2 separate regions of the Homo sapiens genome follow, and region 2 is linked to region 1. A link is an interaction called in ENCODE POLR2A ChIA-PET data of the cell type or tissue named here. Cell type or tissue: MCF 10A. All regions are shown on one strand.

Region 1 (2,500 bases):
AAAATTAGCCAGGTCTGGTGGTGAGTGCCTATAGTCCCAGTTACTTGGGGGGCTGAGGCAGGAGGATCGTTAGAGCCTAGGAGGTCGAGGCTGCAGTGAGCTATGATCGCCCCACTGCACTCCAGCCTGGATGACAAAGTGAGATCCTGTCTCAAAAAAAAAGTGTGTGAGCAGGGGCTGGAAGCCCTGGGTGGGATGAGGAAGGGTTTCTCCAATGGGCAGCTGACCTTCCTGTCCCTGGCCCCCTCCTGCTGCCTCTGTTTGTCCTTGCACTTCTGTCCTTGACCCTGGGGAGGAGTGTCTCTGGGGAACCTGGAGATCTGGTGACCAGCCCCCTCCCACTGAAGCGGCTAGTGGGGGCAGACTAGACTAGACCTCACGAGAGAGACCAGCTCTGCCCCCAACCCCTCTGCCAGCTGACGCCTCCTGGCCTTCTGCTAAAAACAGCCGGGCCCGGGGGGAATATGGGTTTTCAGGCCTCCCCCTCCTCGCCCAGGCAGGTATTAAAGAGAGGCCGAAGTCGGGCCAGACCGGCTGGACACCATGCTATTCACCGAGACTGCTCACTTCGTGGTGAATTTTCTTCTGTCCCAGTGAGGGGGCCCGAGGGAGGGCGCCAGCTGGATAAAGCGCCCTGGTCTGGCAGCTGGGGGAGGAGGCACTCAGGTCCTTGGGAAGGCGCCAGTGGGGGCCTCCAGTCCCTTTCCACGTCCCTCTAAATCGACCAGGAGTGACCCCGGCCCGTGCCCTGCCTCGTCCGATCGGAGGCAACTTCCTCCTCCCCGCCTGTCGTGTTCTCCTGGGGTGACCGCTGTCCCATCTCCCCCGCAGGCGGCCCCAGGCCACGGCCCCGCACCGCCTGGACCAGGAGTTGTGTTTCTGGGGCAGCCGGGGCCCGGTCTTGCCGGCGCCCGCCGCCCGCCGCAGCCTGGGCGACTACTGGCTGAGCCCGCAGCGCCGCCACCCTCCGGGTGCCGCCTGGCACTGGCCCGCACGCAACCTGTTACTGCTGCCCCCGGCCACCGGCCTGGCCGACGTACCCTCGGCGCGCTGGCCCAGCTGCTACGGCGCGCGCCCGAGACTCACGTGAGTGCGCCGGGAGGGGCGGGGCGAGGGCCCGGGGAGTAGACGGGGTGACCGGGGCCTATGCGAAGGGGCGAGGTCTAAGGAAGGGGCGGATCCAGAGCCGAGGATCCGGGCCTGGGGGCGAGGGGAGGGGGCGGAACTGGGTGGGAAGGGCGGGGTCTGAGGGCGACCGGGAGCGGAAGGAAGGGGCGGGGCTAGGCGGAGTGGGCGCAGACCCGGAGGGAAGGGACACTTGCCCCAATCCCGTCTTCCCGATTTCCCTTCCCTCCAGGTGGAAGCACCGGTGGCAGAATATTAACTACTATTTTCTGGGCAAAAGGAAGCGACATCTAGTTCCCTTGCGCCCGTGAGAGCCGGTGAGGGGCGTGGCCACAGGGGGCGCTGTAGGTGGGCGGGGGCTCGCGGAGGGGCAGGTCTTGGGCGGGGCCTAGCTAGAGGCGTGGGGGAGGGGCGAGGCCCGAGCACGAGGTTGGCCTGCTGCAGTCGCGGCCTGCGAGGCTCCAGGACCCTGTGCAGATGAGCCGCAGTCAGAGGGGCCCCGAGTGCAGGGCGTGGTCTTTGCAGGGTTATTTTTCCCCGCTCTTCTTGGGCTGACACAAACATACTTTTAAAAAGATTGACAAATTTGACTATGTTGAAATTTCTGTTTGTCAGGAGACATCCCCAAAAAAGTAGAGGAGCCCCAAATAGGACTCCTCAAACATAATACCAGCTCTGTGCCCAGTGCAGGGAGTCGGGGACCAGGAAAGTGGTGCACTCGGGTGGGCACCAACTGGGTCAGAGCAAAGGTGACTCCAGCCCTGGGCCTAGAGGCGAAGCTGAATGACCAAGGGAAGGGAAGCTCGGGGTCAGTTTGAAGGGCCCTGTCGTGGTGATCATCCTGTGTGTCTGTGTTCACATTTCGGTGCATCTCTGAAAGTCTGTACCACCTCTGAGTGTGGTTCTGTTTCTGTGTGTTCTATCTCTGATCTATGTGTCTATTTAGTCAACGAATATTTATCAAGGGCTTGGCCAGGTGTGGTGGCTCACGCCTGTAATCCCAGCACTTTGGGAGGCTTAGGGGGGCAGATTGCTTGAGGCCAGGAGTTCTAGACCAGCCTGGGCAACATGGCGAAACCCCATCTCTACTAAAAATGTGAAAAATTAGCTAGGCGTGGTGGCGTGCACCTGTAGTCCCAGCTACTCAGGAGGCTTAGGTGGGAGAATCACTTGAGCCCAGGAGGCAGAGGTTGCAGTGAGCCAAGATCGCACCACTGCACTCCAGCCTGGGCAATACAGCAGACCTTGTCTCAAAAAAAAACAAAAACAAAACAATTATTTATCAAGGGCATGTTTTAGTGATTTGTGACAGGTTTATACACTGAGTTAATCACTGGGTTTACACTGGTGAAGCAAACAGTTGAGGTCCCTGCCC
Region 2 (2,500 bases), 57 kb before region 1:
CAGCCTGGCCAACATGGTGAAACCTTGTTTCTACTAAAAATACAAAAAATTAGCCAGGCATGGTGGCGGGTGCCTGTAATCCCATCTACTTGGGAGGCTGAGGCAGGGGAATTGCTTGAACCCTGGAGGTGGAGGTTGCAGTGAGCCAAGATCGCGCCATTGCACTCCAGCCTGAATGACAGACCGAAACTCCATCTCAATGGAAAAAAAAAAAAAAAAAAGAAGCAGCAGCAATTTGCTTTATGGCCAGGCATGGTGGCTCACACCTGTAATCCTAGCACTTTGGGAGGCTGAGGCTGGCAGAAGTTTCAGTGAGCCAAGATCATGTGTGCCACTCCACTCCAGCTTGGGTGACAGAGTGAGACTCCCTCTCAAAAAAAAAAAAAAAAAAGCAATTTGCTTTATAATCTTTACTCAAAGAAAATCCAACACTTCTGCTCTGTGCCCCAATTTGGTCTGTAGAAATTTTGGCTCTGCCATCATCTGTATCAGTCAGTTCAGTGCAGAAAACAAACAACTCAATGTATTCAAAACAGGCGTTTCCTGCCAGCAGCCACTTCTGCAGAAAGGTGACTTCTGCCTCATGTCTGCTTTCCCAAATCTCACATGGATGTGCCTACTTGAAGGAACCTAGTTCACAAGCAGAACCTTAGCTGCAAGGGACTCTGGGAAATGTGGTATTTCACTTTACAATGCATCCAATAGAAGGAGGGTGGCATAGAGGTCAAGAGTCAGTCCAAGTATTTGTCATTCCATCCTACAGGCTGTCATGCTGTTCCACTATTTTGGTGGCATCGTGCTGACAGAACCCCAAAAGTAGAAAACATTGGGTATAAAAGGGTGGGAGATAAATCCAACAAAAATATAGCAGCCTGCCATTTCATTAAAATTTTGGAAGTCACACAGTCTGAGACACACCAGGACATTCCCTCCAGAGCAAAGGACAGGTTGCTGCACTTTAGTCTTCCTTCCTCTAAGAAGGAACCCCAGTGCTTGATAGGTCTCTTTGGATTTTGCGGGCAACATACAAACATTACTAGGTACACTACTTCTTTTTTTTTTTTTAATAATTTTTTTACTTTTATTTTTAGCAAAGACATGGTTTTGCCATGTTGGCCAGGCTGGTCTTGAACTCTTGGCCTCAAGCAATCAGCCCGCCGTGGCTTCCCAAAGTGCTGGAATTATAGGCATGAGCCACCGCACCCAGCCAACTCCTTCTAACTATTTGCCAGTCTCCAGGTTTGAGTAAGGCACAGAGTTAGAGAGGATGCCTCTCCAACTGGTCCAGGCTCAGCAATTTGGCCCTGACAGCTGAACAGATCCACAGTCAAAGTGTCTGAGGGAAGGCCAGGTGCGGTGGCTTACACCTGTAATCCCAGCACTTTAGGAGGCCGAGGCAGATGGATCACCTGAGGTCAGGAATTCAAGACCAGCCTGACCAAGATGGAGAAACCCCATCTCTATTAAAAATACAAAATTAGCTGGGCATGGTGGCGGGTGCCTGTAATCCCAGCTACTCAGGGGGCTGAGGCAGGAGAATTGCTTGAACCTGGGAGGCGGAAGGTGCAGTGAGCCGAGATCGTGCCATTGCACTCCAGCCTGGGCAACTAAGAGTGAAACTCTGCCTCAAAAAAAAAAAAAAAGCGTCTGAGGGAAATGATGCCATACTGAGCCTATTGCAAACATTGGTAGAGGGATCACCATAGAGGCCCTCAAAGTTTGGAGGCAAAGCTGTTAGCCGTTCCTCATTCATACTGAGTATTTTTCTTTTGAGAAATAGCTCCTGAGTTTTAGTAGTAGTAGCTACTCGTAGCTAGTAGCTACTTTTTTTTTTTTAAAGAACATGAACCAAAGTTTTATTTGTTCATTATCGCATTTGAAGTACTCTTCGATGACATCCTTGCCCTAGTAGTAGCTACTAGGATTTTCCTAATAGTTCTAGTAGGCTGAATGCTTGACCATAGAGCACTAGGTGACGTTGCAACCTGAGCTGCCCATCATGAATTGGGTGTTTTCTGATCGCCAATACTCAGTAATTCTCAAGTGAAAGTGGCCCATAGAGAATGTGGCCTAAACAGCCCTGAAGGTGCAATGAGCAGGCTGTTCTTACTCCCAGTACCCATTCCTGCACACTGCTCCAGAGACTCCAACCCAGGCGACATGGGAGGAAACGAGTGTGAACTGTTATGCATGGCTCTGTACAATGTGCTGGTATGAGCCAGAAATGGACTGTCATGGCCTGAGCAAGGTCACTCTGAAGGATAGCAGAGAAAGGAACTCTTCTTGGTGGCAGTTGGAGCAAGGCATGTGGTTTTCCACTGTCTCGAGGCAGAGATGTCTTGAAATCAGAATCAACATTGAATCACAGGCCATGGTTACTGAAGGAAGCAAGATGAGAGAATAAAAAGTTTAGGAGAGGATGGGCACGGTGGCTCATGCCTGTAATCCCAGCATTTTGGGAGGCCGAGGCAGGCAGATCACTTGAGGTCAGGAATTCTAG

What was found. Peaks named below come from ENCODE experiments on the same cell type or tissue, not always from the same donor. Only the 100,000 strongest peaks of a DNase experiment are listed, where the experiment ranks them.
Region 2: POLR2A ChIA-PET joins it to region 1 with 5 read pairs; 25 of 35 experiments call an interaction of 5 or more read pairs at or near these places.

What each region holds. Positions count from the first base shown.
Region 1 is chr1:32,350,196-32,352,695 of GRCh38, reverse strand. It overlaps LOC105378629 (a long non-coding RNA gene), which reads left to right and starts at 832. Exons shown (of 3, transcript XR_947157.3): 1 at 832-1,086; 2 at 1,358-1,442. It overlaps LOC124903933 (a long non-coding RNA gene), which reads right to left and starts at 1,094. Exons shown (of 3, transcript XR_007065642.1): 1 at 1,041-1,094. RefSeq lists a silencer at 766-1,285. In MCF 10A, a CTCF peak has its summit at 1,411; a DNase peak (open chromatin) is centred at 1,165.
Region 2 is chr1:32,407,590-32,410,089 of GRCh38, reverse strand. No RefSeq gene overlaps it. Among named protein-coding and RNA genes, the nearest start is that of BSDC1, 14 kb to the right of the region's middle. In MCF 10A, no CTCF peak of the experiment used is centred here; no DNase peak of the experiment used is centred here.